Linked DNA regions of Homo sapiens: region 1 is linked to region 2. The links are chromatin loops, found by intact Hi-C in ENCODE. Cell type or tissue: ascending aorta. All regions are shown on one strand. Each heading gives the region's core, and the rest is flanking DNA. Links, peaks and the distances in the headings are about the cores only. Region 1 overlaps LOC643339 (a long non-coding RNA gene). Region 2 overlaps LOC643339 (a long non-coding RNA gene).

Region 1 (11,897 bases), core at 2,051-10,050, 56 kb before region 2:
TTGAACCCAGGAGGCAGAGGTTGCAGTGAGCTGAGATAGTGCCACTGCACTCCAGCCTGAGTGACAGAGTGAGACTCCATCTCAAAAAAAAAAAAAAAAAGAAAAGAAAAGAAAGAAAGACCGGTGAAGAAGCAATGATCAAAGAGAGGGAGAAGAGCAAATGGCTTGGAGAAACCAGACCTGAAACAGACAGCACTTGCTGGGTGATTAGATGAGGGAGATAAGTGGAAGAAAAATTGAATCATGGGCTTTTAGGGTAATAAAGTTCTTGATAGTAACACTAGTTTACATAGAAAGTGCATAAAGTGCAAGTAACTGATAACTTCGGTTTGGAATGTTAAGTGGAATATCCATGTGGAAATAAACCAGAGCTAACATTTACTGAGCCTTTCCCATACGCCAAAAGCTGTTTTAAGTCCCCTACAGATGTGAACTTGTGTAATCCTGCAACAGCCCCATGAGATAGGTACTATTATTAGAGTCCCTTTTTTAGACAAGGAAAACAAGGTACAGAGAGTTTAAGTAACTTCTCAAGGTCACACAGCTGGTCAGTGGCAGAGTCAGATTCAAACTCGGACAATCAACTCCAAATCCCACTTTCTTAACCTCTGTGTAAATGGGTATTTGCCATATAGTGAGGGCACAAAGCCATCACTCTACCTCTTCTTGGAGAAGTAAAAAACAAAAAATAATCAAATCAAAGTGATGATTTACATTTTTTAAGCACACGAAATGCAAGAATTCCAACCATCAGATTGTGAATGCCATTATTTTTGGTGCTGTAAAACATATTAATAGTTAAATCTAAGTCTACATTTTAATATACATCTAGTCTCCAAAGCAAACAAGATGTAATGTGATTTGTAATATGCACTTGTCAAGTCCTGCTTTATTTATTTATATATTTATTTATTTATTTATTTATTGAGACAGAGTCTTGCTCTGCACCCAGGCTGGAGTGCAGTGGCAGGAGCTTGGCTCACTGCAACCTCTGCCTCCTGGGCTCAAACGATCCTCCCACCTCAGCCTGCCAAATAGCTGGGATCACAGATGCATGCCACCACATCAGCTATTTTTTTGTATTTTTAGTAGAGACGGGGTCTCGCCATGTTGCCCAGGCTGATCTCAAACTCCTGAGCTCAAGTAATCCGCCAGCCTTGGCCTCCCAAAGTGCTGGGATTACAGGCATGAGCCACTGCGCCCGACCCTAAATCATGCTTTTTTATATAATCTATTTAGAGTAAATTAAGTAGCATACGTCATTTGTTTAAGGAAAAGTTAAAGCTGGTGTTTATATGCATTATAAGTATTATTACAGAACATATTAAGACATACTTCAATATAATCTTTAAAAACATAATTCTCTTAAGTTGATTTTTTCTTTTTTTTTGAGACAAAGTTTCACTCTTGCCCAGTGAAGCAGCATGATCATAGCTCACTACAGCCTCAACTTCCTGGGCTTAAGCAATCCTCCTGCCTCAGGCACCTGAGTAGCTGGGACTATAGGTGCCCATCATCATGTCAGGCTAATTTTGAAAAATTTTTTTTTTTTGAGACGGAGTCTTGCTCTGTTGCCCCAGGCTGGAGTACAGTGGCGAGATCTCAGCTCACTGCAACCTCTGCCTCCCAGATTCAAGTGATTCTCCTGCCTCAGCCTCTTGAGTAGCTTGGACTACAGGCGCCTACCACCATACTTGGCTAATTTTTTTGTATTTTTAGCAGAGATGAGGTTTCACTATGTTGGCCAGGCTAGTCTCAAACTCCTGACCTCAGTTGATCTGCCCACCTCGGCCTCCCAAAGTGTTGGGATTACAGGCGTGAGCCACTGCACCAGGCCCTAATTTTTTTTTTTTTCTTTTGTAGAGATGAGGTCTCGCTATGTTGCCCAGGCTGGTCTTGAACTCCTGACCTCAAGCAATCTCTCACCTTGGCCTCCCAAAGTGCTACAGTTATAGGCATGAGCCACTGCACCTGGCATTAAGTTGATTTTTAAAAACCTAAAATAATTTCTTTATTTCCTAACTACTTTGCAGAAATAACATAATGACTTTAGTTCCTTAGAGGGGATCATAACATTATTTATTACTGTAAAATAGATTTGAATTTTAAAAGATCAGGAACTACTGCTTGGCACCGAGGTGTAATTTCTGCCATTTTGAGACATATTCCATAACCCAGGGATCCCCACAAACAACTACGACAAGAATAAATATGAGATCCTTTCCATTCCAGGGTTTGTGGTAGAGGGTTTAGCTTTGACTTGGACCCCTTACTGAGTGACTAACCATTACACAGACAGAGCTTGTGACCTCATGGACATGCTCAGCTGGTGAGCTATTCTGCCAGGAGCTCAGTGCTATTTTCATTTGGCTTTAATCTTTCCTAGATCAAGACATAGCCTTCTTTGAAAAGCCAGGTTTAGTAAGATATACACATGACGTATTCTCAGAAATGAAAGAAAACACTTTTAGCTTCCTTCCCTAGTTACCAAAACTCTAGAACTTACTGTAACCCTAATAGCAGCCAAAAAGAAGGTCTTTTCTCTTGACCCTTGGCTGACCCTTCTTCCACTTCCACGAATTTTCTCCCTCTTTCTGGCTATGGCATAAGTTTTGTTCCCCTTGAGATTCAGCCCTTAACAGAAATAATTCAGGCAGGGTAACAGAATGTTCTAGAGCACTCAGCCATGACTACTGAGCACTCAAAATATAGCTACAGTGACAGAGAAAGGAGATTGTAATTAATTTAAACTTTAATTTGAAAACTTGGACCAGATTTAGTTATTGAAGAACTTCTACATAATTTAGTTATTGGAGAATTTCTGCATATGTTTGGAATAACTTTGATATGTAAATCTACTTTTTCAACTGTAAATTTTGTGAAACCTAAATTTTATAAAATCTAATTTTATGAAATTTTATGAAATCTAAATACAGACCAAGTATTTCCAATGAAAATTTAGTCTCCAAACCGAGATGTGCTATGTGTTACATCCACACCAGATTTCAAAGACTTAGCACAAAAAAAGTAACTGTCTCATTAATAGTTTTTATATTGATTACATGTTGAAATGATAATATTTTGGCTATATTGGGTTAAAGGAAATATATTATTAAAATTAATCTCACATGGTTCTTTTTACTTTTTAATGTGGCTATTAGAACACTTTAAATAATATATGGGGCTCACATTATTTCTATCAGATGGTGATGGTCTACAGCATGGGTGATAGTGTCACAGAGACTAAGCTCCCCCGACTTGCTGGCTGTGTGACTTTAAGCCATCTTCTTAACCTCTTTATTATTTTATTTTATTTTATTTTTGAGACAGAGTCTCACTCTGTCGCCCTGGCTAGAGTGCAGTGGCACAATCTTGGCTCACTGCAACCTCTGCCTCCCGGGTTCAAGCGATTCTCATGCCTCAGCCACCTGAATAGTTGGGATTACAAGCATCTGCCACCATGCCTGGCTAATTTTTGTATTTTTAGTAGAGACGGGGTTTCACCATGTTGCCCAGGCTGGTCTCGAACTCCTGGCCTCAGGTGATCCACCCACCTAGGCCTCCCAAAGTGCTGGGAGTACAGGTGTCAGCCACCGTGCCTGGTCTACTTAGCCTCTTTAAACTTCTGTTTACTCATCTGCAAACTGAAGAAAATATTGGCCGGGCGTGGTGGCTCACTCCTTTAATCCCAACACTTTGGGAGACCAAGGCAGGCGGATCGCCTGAGGTTAGGAGTTCGAGACCAGCCTGACCAACATGGAGAAACCCCATCTCTATTAAAAATACAAAATTAGCTGGTCCAGATGGCGCATGCCTGCAATCCTAGCTACTCGGGAGGCTGAGGCAGGAGAATTGCTTGAACCTGGGAGGTGGAGGTTGCTGTGAGCCAAGATCACGCCATTGCACTCCAGCCTTGGTAACAAGAGAGAGACTCCATCTCAAAAAAAAAAGAAAGAAAGAAAAGAAAATATTACAATTTTCTGAATAGGCATACAGTGAATTTTACATGAGACAGTGAGCATAAACTGTGCCTGACTTATAGTAAAATATTCTGCAAATATTCACTTTTATTATCATTGTTATTATTCTCTAGCAATCATCCAGATGTTTAGCAAAAGAATGCCTCAAAATAAATATTAGTTCCCTATGGGTTGCCTCTTGTATCTCATGACTAGATAAATTGTAACCTCATTTTCCAAAATGAAAAAAAAGGGACTTGAGGTCAGATACAGGTTTTTCTCATATTTGTCAGTTTTTTAGTATTTAAAAAATCACTTTTTTTAGTTGATGAAATGCTTTTGGGGGGGGGGGGATTAAAATAATGAAATTACTTAAAACCCAGACTTCCCTGAAAAATCTAGGGCATGAGTTTTACTCCTAATAAATAGTGATTCTCAATATCTCAAATAATCCAAACTTAGCAATCCTTCGTTTAGATTCAATTTTGGCCAGGTGTGGAGGCTCATGCTTGTGATTCCAGCATTTGGGGAGGCTGAGACAGGAGGATTGTTTGAACCCAGGAGTTCGAGACCAGCCTGGGCAACATAGTAAGACCCCATCTCTACTAAAAATAAAACATTAGCTGGGTGTGGTGATGTATGCCTGTGGTCCCAGCTATTCAGGGGGCTGAGGTGGGAAAACAGCTTCAGCCTGGGGGTCATGCCACTGCACTCCAGCCTGAGTGACAGAGGGAGACCCTGTCTCAATAATAATAATTAGATTCAGTTTTGAAGACTAAAGTTTCATTAATGTCCACAGTTTTTGCAGCGGAGGGGCAGAATTAAAGAGACTTCCAAATAAATGGGCTGAATATACATTAGGGACATCTGCTTTGAGAAAAATGGAGAAGTACATTTCCCTATTCCTTCTGCAAAGTACAACTGAAAATCATGGACCTTATATATAAAGGTGGAAAGAAGAATGCAGACTACTAGGAATCTCAGGACCCAAAGAATGACATAGCAGTGAATTCCCTGGGTTTCTTTATTGCCTCTTATATCCCAAACTGTGCTGGAGCTGGAGAAGGTAGATGCACAGAATGCCAATGGATACAGACAAAGAAAGTCCAAAACAAGCCTGATGTCTCTAGCCAAAGGACCAGGAAAAGAGAAGGTTAGCCAAACAGCAAGACAGAAAACTTTTCGATAATAACCACTCTACTCCAGCTAAACATCATAGAAAAACTCTGACTCCACCTCCACCCATGCCAGCAAAGGTAAAGGAGGGAGTCTGGACTTCCACTTCTGTTAATGGGGCACCCTTCCCCTTCTCCACTGGGATGGTGTCAGAGTAGCTCTAGTGGAGATAATAAGACTTTTTCCAGTGCTCAAAAGTAACAAGGCTACTCCAATGCTTGTGGTATCAGTGGAGGCAACATGGGGAGCCAGAATTCCCACCTACACCCGGCACTAATGAGGAGCCCTTTCTGTCCTGAGGATGTTAATGGATGCTGAGTGGGGAACCTGGATTTCTACCACACCTGGCATTAATAAAGAGGTGGCTCCCTCACCACCAGCCAGAGTGGTATTAGAAGAAGCCAGCTAAAACAGAAGGCTTAAATAAGATCCAGAGTCCCATAACACAATACCCAAATGTCCAGGTTTTGATAAAAAAACATTCATCATAGTAAGAACAAGAAAAATCTTAACTTATCTAAAAATATAACCAATAGGTGCCAACACTGACATGACAGAGATACTAGAATTATCTAACAAATATTTGTAAACAGCTATTATAAATATGCTTCAATTAGCCATAATAAACATATTTAAACAAATGAAAAAAATAGAAAGTCTCAGCAAAGAAATAGAAGATTTAAAGAAGCACCAAATGGAAATTTGGAACTGAAAACTACAACGATAGAAATTAAAAACTCAGCGGACGAGCTCAACAGCAGAATGGAGGAGACAATAGAAGTAAACAGTGAACTTGAAGATAGATAACTAGAAATTACCCAGTCTGAACAACAGAAAGAAAATAGATACCCCACCCCCCATAAATTAACAGAGCAATAAGGATCTATAGATTATTTTAAACAGTCTAACATTAATATCACTGGAGTCCCAGAAGAAGAGAAGAAAGAAGATGGAGCTGAAAAAAGTATTTGAAGAAATAATGGCTAAATATCTCAAGTTTGGCAAAAGATGTAAACCTAGAGATTTAAGAAGCTCAATGCACCTCAACAAGAAAAACCAAATGAAATCCATGCCAAGACACATCATAGTCAAACTTGGGAAAACTAAAGACAGAGAAAAAATTATTAAATTAAGTCTCTTCCATGCTTCATGACCAAAAAGAAAAAAAAAAGTAATGAAAGCAGTGAAAGAGAAATAACACCTTACTCACAGGAGAAAACAATTCTAATGACAACAGATTTCTCATCAGAAATCATGGAAGCCAGAAGGAAGTGGCACAGTGTTTTTCAAGTGCTGGAAGGAAAGAACTATCAATCCAGAATTCTATATCCAGAGAAAATATCTTCAGGAATGAAGGGAAAACTTAGACATTCTCACATGTAAGAAAACTAAGATAATTTGTCATCATCAGACATAAACTAAAAGATAGGCTAGGCTGGGCACAGTGGCTCACGCTTTTAATCCCAGTACTTTGGGAGGCCAAGGCGGGCAGATCATGAGGTCAGGAGTTCGAGACCAGCCTGGCCAACATAGTGAAACCCCGTTTCTACTAAAAATACAAAAAAATTAGCCGGGTGTGGTGGCACACGCCTGTAGTCCCAGCTACTCGGGAGGCTGAGGTGGGAGAACTGCTTGAACCCGGGAGGCAGAGGTTGCAGTGACCTGAGACCATGCCATTGCACTCCAGCCTGGGTGACAGAGTGAGACTCCGTCACAAAAAAAGAGAAAAAAAAAAAGTGCTAAAGGAAGTTTCCTAAACAGAAAAACAACAACAAAAAAATGATAAAAGCAGTAATCTTGGAACATCAGGAAGAAACAGTAAAATTATGAGTAAATATAATGGATTCTTCTTCTCCACTTAAGTTTCCCAGATTCTTTTAAATAGCTAAAGCAAACATAACAGTGATGTGGTTCTAAATGCATATAGATGGGCTATTTAAGATTTATGGGCTGGGCGCAGTGTAATACCAGCACTTTGGGATACCAGGGTGGATGGATCGCTTGAGCCCAGGAATTTAAGACCAGCCTGGGCAACATGGCAAAACCCCATCTTTACTAAAAATACAAAAATTAGCCAGGCACCAGGAATCATGCCTGTAATCCCAGCTACTCAGGGGCTGAGGCAGGAGGATCACCTGAGCCTTGGGAGGTTGAGGCTGCAGTAAGCCATGATTGCACCACTGCCCTCCACCCTGGGTGACAGAGTGAGACCCTGTCTCAAAAAAAAAAAAAAAAGAATTATAAATATGGAGAGTAAAAAGACATAAGGAGAAGTAAGGTTTCTATGCTTCACTTAAACTGCTAAAATGTCAATTCCAGTAGACAGTGATAAGTTATGTATATATAACCACTAAAAATACTATGCAAAGATACACTTAAACGCACTAAGTTGTTTTTGTTTTTTGTTTTTTTTTTTTTTGAGACAGAGTCACACCGTCGCCCAGGCTGGAGTCTAGTGGTGCGATCTCAGCTCACTGCAAGCTCCGCCTCCCTGGTTCACGCCATTCTCCTGCCTCAGCCTCCCGAGTAGCTGGGACTACAGGCACCTGCCACCATGCCCGGCTAATTTTTTTTTGTATTTTTAGTACAGACGGGGTTTTACTGTGTTAGCCAGGATGGTCTCAATCTCCTGACCTCGTGATCCGCCGGCCTTGGCCTCCCAAAGTGCTGGGATTACAGGTGTGAGCCACCACGCTCGGCCTAAATGCACTAAGTTTTAATAACCCATAGGAAGTTAGAAAAAAAACAGAAACATAAAACTGAGAGAAAACAAAAGATACAAAATACAAAAAATAAAATGTCAGGCACAAGTCCTATCACATCAATAATTATATCCAGTGTAAACGACCTAACACACCAATGAAAAGACAGAGATTTGCAGAGTAGACGAAAAAACATGACCCAACTATACATGTGTCTACAAGAAATTCCAATTATAATTAGATAGGTAGATTCAAAGTAAACAAATAGAAAAAATATATCTCATCTAAACATTAATCAAAAGAAAGCAGGAGTTGCTATATTAATATCAAATAGAGTAGACTACTGAGTAAAGAAAATTACCAGAGATGGGGCAAAACATTCCATAATGATAAAAGGGTTAGTCCATCCAGAAGACGTAGCTTCCTAAATGTGTGTGCAACAAACAACAGAACTGCAAAATGTGAAACACAAACTGATAGAACTGAAAGAATAAATAGACAAATCCACACTAATAGTCATAAACTTCAATGCCTTCTCTCAACAACTGATAGAACAAGCAGACAGAAAATTGGCAGGGATGTAGAAGAAGTCAGGAATACTTTGTTTGTTTCCTTGAGACAGGGTCTCACTCTGTCACCCAGGCTGGAGTGCAGTGGCATGATCACAGCTCTCTCCAGCCTCGACCTCTCAGGTTCAAGTGCTCCTCCCACCTCAACCTCCCTTGTAGCTGGAACTACAGGCACCTGCCACCACACCTGGCTAATTTATGTTATCTTATTTTTTGTAGAGATAGGGGCCTCACTATGTTGTCCAGGCTGGTCTCAAACTGCTGGGCTCAAGCAATCCTCCTGCCTTGGCCTCCCCCAGTGCTGGGATTAAAGGTGTGAGCCGCCGCTCCCAGCCTGATAATACTATTAACCAATAGGACCTAATCTACATTTATAGACTATTCCACCCAACAATAGCAGAAAACACATTATTTTCAAGCGCCCATGGAACACATCCCAAAATAGACTATATCTTGGGCCATAAAACCAACATCAACAAATTTAGAGGACTAAAGGCTGGGCGCAGTTGCTCATGCCTGTAATCCCAGCACTTTGGGAGGCCAAGGGGAGTGCAGATCACTTGAGCTCAGGAGTTCAAGACCAGCCTGGCCAACATGGTGAAACCCTGTCTCCACTAAAAAAAATTAACCAGGCGTGGTGGCGGGTCCCTGTAACCACAGCTACTCAGGAGGCTGAGACAGAAGAATCGCTTGAACCTGGGAGGCAGAGGTTGCAGTGAACCGAGATCGAGCCACTGCACTCCAGCCTGGGTGACAAAGAGAGACTCTGTCTCAAAAAAAAAAAAAAAGTATAAATAAAACTGCCATATTTAAGAAAAATATTGTTGCAGGTTGGGTTTCCTGGGAAACAGACTTAGAGATGGAGGCTTACACACAGGAGGTTTATTGGGAAGTGATCTTGGGATTAACACCTGTGGAGATATCAAAGCTGCTGATTCAGGCAGAGGGAGAAGTTGGGCTGCAACGCAGTCACAGCAAGGGCTTCCGCCCATCTCCTGGGGAGCCCTTGAGCTAGGATGGTCTTACAGAAATATCCCAAAATAAAGCAAGGGGGCTGGACATTTAGACCTCACATCATGATATGAAGGGAAATGACCTTGGACAGCTGGCTTCTCATCACTAGGGTTGTCGGGGAGAGCAGGAGGAGACAGGTGTGAGCTGTCAGCCAATCAGACTGCCGGTTTCAGTCATGAAGTGGGAGATCTGGGCAGCCCACCCAGTGCTTATTCTAAGTTTGAATCACCTACTCATTCACTCTCACCAGGGAAACCTTTATGTAGACCCAATAGACAGTAAAGGCTACCTCCTGAAGAAAGAGCAGGCTGTTAGAAAAAAATAATCATAGCTACAAAACTTTTTCTTACCAGAGGTAAGATGACTTGTCACCACCAAGGTAAGGCAGCATCTTATGCTCAGCACAGGACTGATTCCAGCTTCCCTGTCCCACGTAAAGGCAGCCCAGCAGTGAACCTCATGCCATTGACCCACTCTTCTCTCTGCCCCTTGCCAGCACTGACGATATCTTACCAAACACTAGTGACTGACACATGAAATGCATTCCATCCCAGAGAGCCTCCTGAATGTTAATTTTTTCACGAACGGACAGGGAGAAAACTTTTATGTGGAAATCGTTGTGACAGAAAAATGGTCTATGGCTGGGTGTATACTTTCAGCAGAGCTCAAAGGTCAAACCTTCAGTCTGATCATACAGTTTTCATGCTTTCTGCCTGCTGGAGATTCCCAGAAAAATTTTCCAATAGAAAAAAGAAAGACAAAAAAATCATTAGAACCAGAAAGAACATCCGCCCGTCATACTCAATGTTAAAAAACCATGTGACTCTGCCGGGCATGGTGGCTCATGCCTGTAATCCCAGCACTTTGGGAGGCCAAGGTGGGTGGATCGCCTGAGGTCAGGAGTTCAAGACCAGCCTGGCCAACATAGTAAAACCCTGCCTCTACTAAAAATGCAAAAATTAGCTGGATGTGGAGGCAGGTGTCTGTAATCCCAGCTACTCAGGAGGCTGAGGCAGGAGAATTGCTTGAACCTGGGAGACGGAGGTTTCAGTGAGCCGAGACTGTGCCATTGCACTCACTCCAGCCTGGGTGACAAGACCGAAACTCAGTCTCAAAAAAAAAAAAGTGACTATTTAAACAAGGAAACTCATTCTTTTGCCCACTTATGGTATGATCATTTAAAATAACATTTTTAAAAATGTATAGTATAAACTTGGGGGAGGGCGTGGGGAGAAAGAAGGAAGGCTTTCTTCTCAGCACTTTCCAAAAGCAGACAGATGAAATATAGACCTAGCACTAGAATAATGACTTCAGATGAAGTCCTGTGAAAGCAAGTTCTATCTGACTGTCTCTCCGTCTGTCTGATGTGACATCAGTGGTCAAACCCTGGAAATGATGGCTAGAGGGCAAAATCTATTTTAGGTGTTCTCTCAATCCCCTTAGCCTCACCAACCCACTTGTCCCAGGTTTATCAAATCCATGCTAGAACCTGGCCACACTGCTAAGTCTAAATCTCCAGGAAAAATAACGTTTAAAAAAGAAAAGACTGGGCCAGGCCCGGTGGCTCACGCCTGTAATCCCAACACTCTGGGAGGCCGAGGCAGACAGATCACCTAAGGTCAGGAGTTTGAGACCAGCCTGGCCAACATGGTGAAACCCTGTCTCTACTAAAGATACGAAATTAGCCAGGTGTGGTGGCGGGCACCTGTAATCCCAGCTACTCAGGAGGCTGAAGCAGGAGAATCACTTGAACCTGGGAGACGGAGGTTGCAGTGACCTGAGATCGCACCTTTGCACTCTAGCCTGGGCAAAAATAGTGAAACTCCATCTCAAAAATAAATAAAAGACTTAAATACAGATGAAATTCAAAGGTAGGGGCAGTAAACCTACTTAGCGAATAATCAAGTTTCTGCATTTCCTTTTCTCTTTGGTATGAGTGCAATAATCTTGTCCCCAGTCTACGGGCTCTTCTGGTACTTCCAATAAATTCCTTCCAGGGACCCCACCTAATCCTTTGTACATGGTCCCAGTTGTCTGCCTTCCTGAGGTAAACGCATTCCTAAAACATTCTGTGTGAAGGAGATGTTCATAGTACAAATAATACTTTTCCACTGACTTTAATTCTGATTCCCTAGTATTTTTATCATGGCTTCTAATCTATCTTCTGGCTACAAGAAGTGAGTCATTTGTAAAGTGAAGAATTTATTTTAAAGTGAGCAATCATACCACCCATTTTCTGTTTTCCTCCAGAGAGGCATCTAAAAATGACTTTCCCCTTGTAGTCCCAAAGTTCTCAAACCTACACTCACCTCTTTGCCCAAAACTTCCAGCCTCAACTATGTTAAGGTCTCTCTCTGCCTTGCTTAGAGCCCCACCGTCGCTGTGATAGTTTTCTAGAGATGCCCAACGAAGTATCGCAGAGTTGTTAAAGAACAGGAATTTATTTTTCCACAGGTCTGGAAGCTAGAAGTCCAAGA
Region 2 (11,897 bases), core at 2,468-10,467:
AATGGATTTAGATTCAGGATCAGAATCCTGGGTTTACCATTATTAGCTGTGCAACCTTGGGTTACTTAACCTTGGGTTCCTCATTACCTTACCTATAAATTGGGTATAATATTGGCACTCACCTCACAGGGGTGCTGTAAGAATTAAATGGATTAATGTTTGTAAAGTTCTTAGCATAGGCCTGGCTCATAGTAAACCTTTCATAAATGTTCACTATTATAATTATCCCTGGTTCTTAGACTTTTTTTTTTCTTTTTTCTTGAGACAGGCTCTTGCTATGTTGCCCAGGCTGGTCTTAAATGCCTGGGCTCAAGCAATACTCCTGCCTCTCGGCCTCCCAATGTGCTGGGATTACAGGTTTGAGCCACCTCACCTAGCTGGTTCTTAGACTTTCAAACTTCCAAAATCAGTGTTTAAAAGAAGAATTAGGAGATCAATATGGGTTTGTCTTCTTTGCTTTTTTGTTTTTTTTAGCTTTTCCCAAATCAAAACAGTTTTTAAAAGCCAGTATTTTCTATAATAACCAATATTTCATAGAAAAAAATAATATTTTAATAACACAAAATTTAGGCAGAAGATAATGTCAAAATAAATGACTTCTATTATTACATTTAGCTTTGAGAGAAACTTAAAATTTTTTGTTTTAGAGACGGGGTCTCATTCTGTCATCCAGGGTGGAGTGCAGTGGTACAATCCTAGCTCACTGCAGCCTTGAACTCCAGGGCTCAAGCGATCCCCTAGCGTCAGCCTCCCACGTCGCAGGGACTAGAGGCCGTGCCACTACACGTGGTAATGAGAGACATTTTTTATGTTATACATATTTTTCTCAGTTCTCCTTGGAATAGTAAGCATATTTTTTGTTCACTGTATTTGAGGACGACTTAGTCATATTTTCCAACACCCTTACATGTATAGTTTTTACTAATTAGTAGTTAAATGTTTTTAACTTTTAAAAAACTAATCATAGACTATAGACAGTAGTGTTTGTAAACTGTGAATGAAAGACCAGGATCATAAGGTCAGTTACTGGCTTTGCACATTGCAAATAGACAAAAAAAGAAATATTTTTCTGTAAGACACTGGAAAAAAATAAAAGTGGAGTTAAAACCTATTCTTTGGACAAGAAACTTGGCATTCCTACTTTTACTGTGATAGAGGAGTCCCTAAAAACAGTTGAAGTGAAGATGAAATTCCCAAGCACCCATGTGCCAACTCATTTGTGGAAGAGCAAAGAATCTAATTAACTCGAAGCAAGACCTGAAAGGGGACAGAATGCTCAGGAAAACCACATGAACTGTCCAAACTATTGATTGAGCAATTTGCAATCATTTCTAGTTTAAAAACAAATAGTTTGGGTAAATGAATGAATATTCCTATTGCATTATTGCTATTGCATTACTTCTTGCAAAGTTTTCCAAGGAATTTCCTAGTTGTCAGGCATATATATATACACATGCCCAGCCTTTTTTTTTTGTTGGGGGAGGGGGTTCCTAGCCACTAGACCATCAGGGAGGAATCTTAAGAATTATTATTTTAGAAGACTAGCAGTCACTTTTCTTTCTTTTACTAGTTATACATCTAGCAAGGCCATATTAGTTACAAGCACACATAAAGTTATATACCAGGATCTTGGAATATTCATTTTACCAAAAAAAGTCAGTAAAGTCAGTTGTGCTGCTACAGTTTTCGTATTTTCCACAGATTCCAATGAGCCAACACAAGTTCTACTAATAAAATCCACACAAAATAAAATGCAGTCAGTGGAAACACTATATGTACATTGTAGTCATTTATACTAAGACTGTTGAATACAATACTCCAGAGTAAAATGATCTCAATAACAGCTATGAGGCTTCTTTTTTTTTTTAAGAGATGGAGTTTCCCTACGTTTCCTAAGTTGGACTTGAACTCCTGGACTCAAGAGATCTGCCTGACATGGCCTCCCAAAATGCTGGGATTACAGGCATGAGCCATTGTGCTGGGCCTGTGAGGCTATTTTTAAAGTCTGAATCTTAATGTCTAGGTTGGATGATATTAAATCCCCATTTACTCATTCATTAGCTCTTCTGAGAGAGATTTTTCTCTCTTAGAACCAGTTTTCTTTTTTCTTTTTTTGAGACGGAGTCTCACTCTGTCGCCCAGGCTGGAGTGCAGTGGCGCGATCTTGGCTCACTGCAACCTCTACCTCCTGGGTTCAAGCAATTCTCTGCCTCAGCCTCATGAGTAGCTGAGATTACTGGCACCCACCACCATGCCTGGCTAATTTTTGTATTTTTAGTAAAGACAGGGTTTCATCATATTGGCCAGGCTGGTCTCAAACTCCTGACCTCAAGTGATCTGCCTGCCTCGGCCTCCCAAAGTGCTGGGATTACAGGTGTAAACCACCGTGCCCGGACTGATTCTATATATTCCTGATTGTGTTGTTGATAACAACAATAATAGCAGCTACTACATATTGGGTATTTCCTATGTTTCAGGCAATTATTTCAGTGCTTTATGTTAATTTTTTACAATAACCCTACAAAATAGACAGTGTTTGCAAATCTCCACTTTACAAATGAGCAAACAGAAACTGAAAGGTTAAATAACTAGCTAAAGGCCACACAGTAAGTAGTGAAGCTGGGTTTCAGACCCTGAACTGTCTATAACTCCTGAACCTGAATTCTACCCTACGGCCTACATGCTTATGGAATCTCTAAATGGCTCTATGGACATTCGAAAGAAGAACTCATCAAAGTGCTCTCTCCTTTTTACTAACTTCTATTATAATAAACATATTACTAACATTTACTAGAACAATTATAAATTTTTAAATCTTAAGAGTTTTAGGTCTCAAAGGGACCTTTGAGGTATTTAATCAATGCCCACAATTCTACAAATAAGGAACTGAGCTATCTCAAGTTCAACTGAGCTACAACTAAAACACCAACGATTCTCTTAAAAATGTTAGACAATGGCTGGGTGCGGTGGCTCATGCTTGTAATCCCAGCACTTTGGGAGGCCGAGGCAGGCGGATCATGAGGTCAGGAGATCGAGACTATCCTGGCTAACACGGTGAAACCCCATCTCTACTAAAAATACAAAAAATTAGCCAGGCGTGGTGGCGGGTGCCTGTAGTCCCAGCTAGTTGGGAGGCTGAGGCAGGAGAATGGGGTGAACCCGGGAGGCAGAGCTTGCAGTGAGCCGAGATGGTGCCACTGCACTCCAGCCTGGGCGACAGAGATTCCATCTTAAAAAAAAAAAAAAAAAGTTACACAATATAGACCTCATTGTATGTATACATGTTGTTGATGATAACTACAGTTTGAAATTAAATGACCATGTACTAGGAAGATGGTATCAGCCTAGCCAAGGATTTGACACAAAAGACTGGAATGTTTTCAAACCTTACTTAGTAACTTTGTTGCTGGACTACAAGGCCAAAAGCAAGTGGCTGCTTGGACACTGGCTATTCAGCTCTCCTTTAATCTTTCTTAAAATATCAAAGATATGTTTATTTTAAAGATGTCTTCAGTGGATGCATTTTTATTTAAAAACCTGGTCATCCAAAACTGAATTTACTTTTCCCCTAAAGCAAAAGCAAAACCTTTCTAGAAGTAATTGAAAATAAAAGCATTGCCTAAAAAACAAACACTATTCAAAAATCAAGATTATACAATAAGGCCATTGGCTAAAAATAACAGAGACAGAAAGTTCAGCTTGTGGTTTTTTACATTGTTTATTTTTTATCCTCCTATCCTTAATAGGATCAGTTTTTTTCCATGAACAGTTTATTGATCATTTGGTAAGTTTGTTTTTTTTAAATAAAAGACCATTTTTTCCACTGTAAAATGAGAAAATAAAATTTTCCTCAGAAGAAAAAATGTACAACTTCATTAATAACCTGAGTGATAACAGATTAAAATGAGATACCATGTTATAAACAATGAAATTGACTGAGATCAAAGACTCCCCCCACCCCACCCCAATTCGCAATGTTGGTCATGGTGTGAGAAAACAAGCTTATATGGTGTTTTGATAATATTAAGAAATAAACTAAGGCAGTCTTTCTAGAGGTCATTTAGCAAAATCCCTTAAAAAGTGCATTTTTGGCTGGGTGCAGTGGCTCACACCTGTAATCCCAGCACTTTGGGAGGCTGAGGTGGATAGATCACCTGAGGTCAGGAGTTCGAGACCAGCCTGGCCAACAAGGTGAAACCCTGTCTCTACTGAAAATACAAAAATTAGCCTTAGCCAGGTGTGGTGGCACGTGCCTCTAATCTCAGCTACTCCGGAGGCCGAGGCAGGAGAATCGCTTGAACCCAGGAAATGGAGGTTGCAATGAGCCGAGATCACTGCACTCCAGCCTGGGTGACAGAGTGAAATTCCATCTCAAAGGAAAAAAAAAAGTGCATTTTTTGGACATAGCAATTTCACTTCTACGAATGTAAACTACAAAAACAATTAAGCTTTATGTGCAAAGGCTTACCTATAATGATATTAATAACAGGGTTATTTGTAATAAGATGGAAGGAAGGAAGGTTAGAGGGGGAGGGAGAGAATAAAGGAAATCAGAATTTCCATCAATAGGAATTGGTTAAATAAACAAATGTGGTACAGTGCATGCATCAAAAGCAGTATTATTTTTCCATTGAAAGTGATGCTGTGGATAAATATTATTGAAATGGGAACTGTTCACATAGGTTACTAGATTTAAAAAACAGATTACAAAACTCTATGTAACTGTATGTTTCTATTTATATGAAGGTCAAGATCAGGCAAAGCCAATCTGCAGTGATAGAAATCTAAACAATGGTGCAGGGAAACTGGGTAGAGCAGAGGCTGATTTGGAAAGAAGTAAAGGAACTTTCTGGAGTGATGGAAATGCTCTAAGATGATATTCTTGCCATATGGCTTGTGGGGGGGTGGGAAGCACAGAGTAGGTGGACATTTGTCAGAATTCATCAAAATGGTCAGTTAGCATCTATATATTTCATTTCATGTGAGTGATACCTCAATTTTAATAAGAAACAAAATCCTCAAATGTACAACATGATCTTAAGTTTATAATAAAAACAACGGTTTCTATTTGTACAGACAGAAAAGGATTTGGAGACTGTCTTAGTCCATTCTGTGCTACTATAACAGAATATCACAGACTGGGTAATTTACAATAAACAGAAATGTATTGGCTCACAGTTCTGCCAGTATCTGGCAAAGACCTTTTTGCTGCATCATAACACAGCAAAAGGCATCACATGGCAGAAAAGTGATAGAGAACGGGTGTGGGGAGAGAGAGGGAGAATGAGCAAGACAGCAAGAGGAGACCAAACTCATCCTTTTATAAGGGACCCACTCATGCAATAATGTAATAATGGCTTTAATCTGTTTGTGATGGATCCACCCCCATGACTAAATTCCTCCATTAGGCCCCATCACCATCAAGTTTCTAACCCGTGGACTTTGGGGAACACATTTAAACTATAGCAGAAAGGATTTAGAGGTAGTGGGATTATGGGCATTTTTAAACTCTTTTTTTTCCCCACTTGTCTCAACAAATGTTGTAATAATTTAATCATAACAATTAAACACAAAATGCAAATGTATCCAAATGTGTTTCAGTGAGCCTCTCTTGCTCTTAATCTGAATATTTCCTAACACCGCATTAAAGGGTACTGTGAAGATTACCCAGTGCATCACCGACTTGCTTGAAATTCCTTGGAAGGATACCAATGGCGTCCCACCCCTTGTGGAGGTCTTTCACCATAGGCACTTCCGGCCATTTGTTTTACTCTTTCAAACAGCTCAAAATGCCAAAATTAAATCAAGAATTTTATCATTTGGAGGCATGCTTGAAGTAGATTTTATTTCTGGTGCCCAAACCCCTCTCAGGTCCAGAGTAAAAAGCTTCAAATTCCTGAAGGTAATGCAAATACTTTATGGGCTGAGAAGTAGCTGTTTCTTTGCATGTGTCCTGCCAAGCTTCTAAGAATGGTTTTGCCATTAGTTCCAAACCCACAAGCAGCCTGGTCTGAGCTCCACCACCTCCAGCAGGCTTATTACAGATAAGTCAGCTGGTCTTCATGTGACAGAGAAGCCTTCTGTGCCAGGTGTGCTCACAGCCAAGACTGGGTGTCTGCCACCTCATGCTGATGGCAGCTCATGTTCACATGCAGCCCACAGATCTCAGCACAGGCTGCTGGGTGGTTAACGATGCAGGCACAATTACCTCCTGACAATAATAGTGCAAACAACTATGGGCAGTTGGTTGAAGGATGGGAGAGAGGAGGAATAGTAAAAAGCAGATGAAACGTCATTACACTTCTCTAAACTCCTGCAGGATGCAGCCCAGCATCGTGGCTCACATCTGTTATACCAGCACTTTGGGGGGCCAAGGTGGGCGGATCACTTGAGGTCAGAAGTTTGAGACCAGCCTGGGCAACATGGCAAAACCCCATCTCTACTAAAAATACAAAAATTAGCCAGTCATGGTGGCGTGGGCCTGTAATCCCAGCTACTCGGGAGGCTGAGGTGGAAGAATAGTTTGAACCCGGGAGGCAGAGGTTGCAGTGAGCCAAGATCGTGCCACTGCACTCCAGCCTAGGTGACAGAGCGAGACTTCATCTCAAAATAATAATAATAATAATAATAATAATAATAATAATAATAATAAACTCCTGCAGGATGGATACAAATTGAGAACTGAAGTAGGTGGGAATAAGTGAGAACTGAAATCTAGTTTTCCCTTGGGATATAGCCAAAGAAACTAATGGATGAACAGTGCCAAAAGAAACTCACCTCCAACAACCTGGCCTGGATCTGGTGCAGAGAGGAAGACATATGTCCACGGATCTGTATCTCTAGTCTACTGGATAGCTAGACAAAAACGTCCCACAGGGCCATCACAATTACCTGGTCTAACATCCCTGAACTGAACTCAACATCCCTTCCTTGCCTCCAACCTGCTATGTCTTTTGCAAAGACGTATAACAACCAGTGTATAACACAGGCTGCTGGGTGTATAATAACCAGTGACCCCTTTACAAGAGCGAGAACTTAGAAGCCCTTTAGACCTCCTCCTTCTTCATCTTCCACATATGATTAGTTCCAGTTCCTAGTTAGGACACTATCATCCTAATATCTTTCTGACTAGCCCTTCCTTCTTGTTGTGCTGCCAACTGTCACAAAATCTAATTTCCACCTCACTGCCTGAATGATCTGTCTACACTGCAAATCTGATCATGCCTCTGGCCTATGCCAGTCTTTCCACAGTTCTCCATTATCTACCTAGCATATTCTTGAGAAGATCTCAAATGCCTTCACTACCAGGCACTCAAATGTGTGAAGCCATGGGGTTTAATATGGCCAAGAAGGAAGTTGTATGGACCTGGAGAAGATCTGTCCTACCTGAAGTTATTCAAATCAAAAATTATTTTAAAACAGCTGCACTGGCCTGGGAAAACTTTCTGAGGTCACTTTGATACTCTTGGTCTACAATAGAGTCAAATTCCTTAGCCTGTGATGTAGCTGAAGCCTGCTTCTCTAGCTTGTCTTCACCTATTTTCAATTAAGCAGCCTGCATTTTCCTGAAGGTTCTCTTTCACACAGTGATGCCTTTGAACATGATCTTTTCTGCTTGGGTCCGTCTCCTTCTTTCCCCATCTTGCCTAGAAACTTATGTCAAGACCTCATCTGCCAGCCTTTGTGGAGCCCCGGGAAGAGTTATACCCTGGACATGCATCTGTTATTGTTGTTCTTTCCAAGCTTGCAAATATTTATTTTCCTTCTCTGCAAGTAGTACTTAGGGGGCCTGTCTTATAATGGCACAAATTGTATGTTACAAAATAAACGGCAAAGGCTAGAGACAGTTTTCCTCCCCAACATTTTAAATAAGATTGAGAAATTATTGTTTACATCACAAAATGTCATTTAAAAAAAATTCAGAGTGTCCTTTAGGAGCTAATAGAGATTTTATGAGGACCTCCAAATGTGCCCTGTGTCCCTAGCTAGCCTTCATCAATAAACCTGTATTGAATGTGATAGTACAACAATCCTAGGCCAGAAAAACTGCTTCAGGCCTTGATCAGGTTCCCAAAATATTAGAGGTGATATTAATCATTATCATAAAATTTTAGTTGTTCAGAAAAAAAAAAGAAAAAAGAAATGGTCACATGCTCCAGTGCATTTTTAAAAATCACTTAAAGAAATAAAAGAGAACTCAACTCCACTCCCACAACTGGGTCACAAGCTCCATTGGCTAAGGTAGTTGAGTTCCCAGCCACATGAAATAGTTCTATTTCTCAGAACTTGTCCAAAAGACCTCTCCTGCCTGCAGAGATAGAAGTAAGGAAAAGAGAATCTTTCCTACGCCTTTAAGTTTGACCTGCCTCATTTTTTTTTCCCCTCCCTTTCTGTCCATTGATTTAGGCCATCAAGGAACTGTAGAAGTAGAATAGGAAGTGGGAAAGGGAAGAGATAGTGAAGGATGAAGGGGTGGGCCAATCGTGGGGGGCTTTCAAGGGATCTATGTCTATAGTGGCTGAGGTTAAATGAAGTTAACCACAAAGCTAGAGTCACCTCACCACTTCCTACTTTGTAGACTAATAGGCTGAGCTCTGGTTTAACTTAAACTTGAGTGGTCTGGAGTGAACTCATTCGTTCTACACCAGTTCCTCACAGAATATTATATATTTTTTATCATTATTATTGAGATTTTACGTGTTTTTATTCTTTCCTTTTTTTTTTTTTTTTTTCTGAGACAGGGTCTTGCTCAGGTGCCGGGACTAGAGTGTAGTGGCGTGATCATGGCACACTGTAGCCCTGACCTCCCAGGGTCAAGCAGTCCTCCAGCCTCAGCCTCCCAAGCAGTTGGGACTATAAGTGCACACCACAACACCCAGCTAATTTTTTTTTTTTGAAGAGATGGGGTTTTGCCATGTTACCCAGGCTGGTTTCGAACTCCTGAGTTCAAATAATCTGCCTGCCTTGGCCTCCCAAAGTGCTGGGATTACTGGCGCAAGCCACCACGCCTGACTGTTTTTATTCTTATTAACCAATCTGAAAGCAATTTACTTAATGTCTGGCTGAACACACACACACACAGACGATATTCTAATACAAATGAACATGCACATGACATGATTTTGAGAAATACAGGAAAGCATAAGGAAAAAAATCTATAGTTAACCCAAAAATAAAAATTATTAACTATTTTGTCAATTCTGCTATTAAGATCTTTATATAGTTGGGACTGTATTGTATTCACAACTTTTTTTTTTTTTTTTTTTTTTGAGACAGAATCTCACTCACTCTGTCACTCAGGCTGGAGTGCAGTGGCACAACCAGGCTCACTGCCTCCTGGGTTCAAGGGATCCTCCCACGTCAGCCTCCAGAGTAGCTGGGACTACAGGCATATGCCACCATGCCCACATAATTTTTGTATGTTTTTTTAGAGATGGGTTTTGGGTTTGGCCACGTTGCTCCAGGTGATACAACCTTTAATACTTAGAAATCTAACTTTGTAACAAGCTCTTGCCTTGCTTTTAGAAACTATGTAAGCATTGTTATTTATAGCTACATAGAACTCCTTGAAGTGTATATATTGTAATTTATATAACCATTTTTCTTTTTTCTTTTCTTTTTTTTTTTTTTTTTGAGACAGAGTCTTGCTCTGTCGCCCAGGCTGGAGTGCAGTGGCATGATCTTGGCTCACTGCAAGGTCCGCCTCCTGGGTTCATGCCATTCTCCTGCCTCAGCCTCCTGAGTAGCTGGGACCACAGGCGCCCGCCACCATGCCCGGCTAATTTTTTATATTTTTAGTAGAGACGGGGTTTCACCATGTTAGCCAGGATGGTCTCAATCTCCTGACCTTGTGATCCGCCTGCCTCGGCCTCCCAAAGTGCTGGGATTACAGGCGTAAGCCACCATGCCCGGCCTACTTATATGACCATTTTTCTACTACTAGGCATTTAGTTTTTAACTAAACATATTTTGGAATAATAATATGGATTTCGACCTTTTAAAAGCTCTCACTACCAGCAATGAGAAAATAAGACCTCTTTAAAGAAGGTATAGGCAGCAGTAGTTTAAAAGTATTTTAGTCATTGGTTTCCTTCAGCCAAGAAAAACAGGTACAATATCACTGAATTATGGACAAAAGCAGGAAATACCCTGAAATTTTCCCAAGAATAATATATTTCTTAAACACATGCTGATGTGAAGGTTGGACTTGTTCTAGGAAGGCTTTAGGAAAGAAAGGAGTCTTGAATAGGAGAATAAATATACAAGAGGTGGTATAAAGACATGATGTTGGGGGTAAGAGAAAAAACATGGCAAATGTCGTGAGGTGAAGAACTCAGGCTCTTAACGTGGTGCCTGGCAGAGTTCCTCTGCCATCATTGCCTTTGATGGTGACTGGATTCTGGTAAGCTTACCACAAATCCTTAAATTCTAGGCAGAACACTTGCTTAAACAAAGAATTTAAACAACCATTTGCTAACGGTAATCTCCTGCCTACTCTAAGTGTCTTTTCACCAAATCGTTCCTCTTTTTCTATGCTATTTAGACTTTGCCAGCATTAGAGTGGGCAGCCAGATGTTATTTCACAGAATTCACACGGCTGGAATCGCTGCTGTGAGAATTCTTTTAAAGGGATGTAGAACTTATAGTCTTCCTAAAGCCCCATGTCCCTGAACTTTTGTAGCAATCTGGGGAAGATAGAATGCTGCATTATTATATTACATTTGATTTTCATTTAAATCAATTCTTTTCTTAGAAAGTTATCTAAAAATTTTGATTCATTCTACGTTTTGCCCAATATGTTTCCCATTATTTATCACAGTGTGTCTTCACAACACCCTGAGAGATGGGTAGGCCAGATGTTGCTACTTCCATTTTCTTCAAAGAGAAGAAAACCGATGAAGAGACTGAAGGCATTGCCACCAGAACCCAGGTGTCTCATCTTTTTGGCCCAGGGTGTGTTCCTCTGACACATTAAACTGTCACCGTGGCTTTGACAGATGGCATTGGCAGAGAGTCCGTAGAGACATGGGTTGTGTCTCTGCTATTGGATATCTCAGGGAAGTTTTATACTTCAGTTTTTCAAACCTGCCATAAACCCTGAGTATTTCTTTAAGCACATATCAAAGTAGTCTATCTTAAAGTACCTCCAAGTTTTTACCAGATTTGGATTTTTTAATTTTTAATTTATTTCATTTTATCTGACACAGAGTCTCACTCTGTCACCCAGGCTGGAGTGCAGTGGCACCATCTCGGCTCACTGCAAACTTCGCCTCCTGGGTTCAAGCAATTCTTCTGCCTCAGCCTCCCAAGTAGCTGGGACTACAGGCGCGTGCCTCCACACCCACGTAATTTTTGTATTTTTTTTTAGTAGATACGGGGTTTCGCCACGTCGGCCAGGCTGGTCTCAAAATCCTGACCTCAGGTGATCCACCCGCCTCAGCCTCCCAAAGTGCTGGGATTAGAGGCGTCACCCACTGCGCTTGGCCTTTTTTTTTTTTTTTGAGACAGAATCTTGCTCTGTCACCCAGTGGCATGATGTTGGCTCACTGCAGCCTCCTGGGTTCAAGAAATTCTCCTGCCTCAGTGCCCCAAATAGCTGGGACTACAGGCATGCGCCACCACGCCCGACTAATTTTTTGTATTTTTAGTAGAGACGGTGTTTCACCGTGTTAGCCAGGATGGTCTCAATCTCCTGACCTCGTGATCCACCCTCCTCGGCCTCCCAAAGTGCTGGGATTACAGACGTGAGCCACCGCACCCAACCAGAACAATGCTTCTTTAAAAATGACTAAAAATACAAAGGGCTGGATGTGGTGGCTCATACCTGTAATCCCAGCACTTTGGGAGGCCAAGACAGGAGGACTGCTTGAGCCCAGGAGTTTGATACCAGCCTGGGC

The links. Hi-C counts contacts between places; a loop is a spot of excess contacts. Peaks named below come from ENCODE experiments on the same cell type or tissue, not always from the same donor. Only the 100,000 strongest peaks of a DNase experiment are listed, where the experiment ranks them.
Region 1: it touches region 2 in a loop (2.5-fold over the local background); 23 of 110 quality-filtered maps call a loop at or near these places.

Annotation. Positions count from the first base shown.
Region 1 is chr12:93,300,467-93,312,363 of GRCh38, forward strand. The region is part of intron 2 of LOC643339 (a long non-coding RNA gene); the gene reads right to left. Among named protein-coding and RNA genes, the nearest start is that of NUDT4, 72 kb to the right of the region's middle. RefSeq lists enhancers at 2,610-2,669, 2,690-2,739. In ascending aorta, for the core only: no CTCF peak of the experiment used is centred there; a DNase peak (open chromatin) is centred at 2,355; H3K27ac peaks cover 1,655 bases.
Region 2 is chr12:93,355,660-93,367,556 of GRCh38, forward strand. All of the region lies in intron 1 of LOC643339 (a long non-coding RNA gene), which reads right to left. Among named protein-coding and RNA genes, the nearest start is that of NUDT4, 16 kb to the right of the region's middle. RefSeq lists a silencer at 8,601-8,670. In ascending aorta, for the core only: no CTCF peak of the experiment used is centred there; a DNase peak (open chromatin) is centred at 6,092; H3K27ac peaks cover 6,366 bases.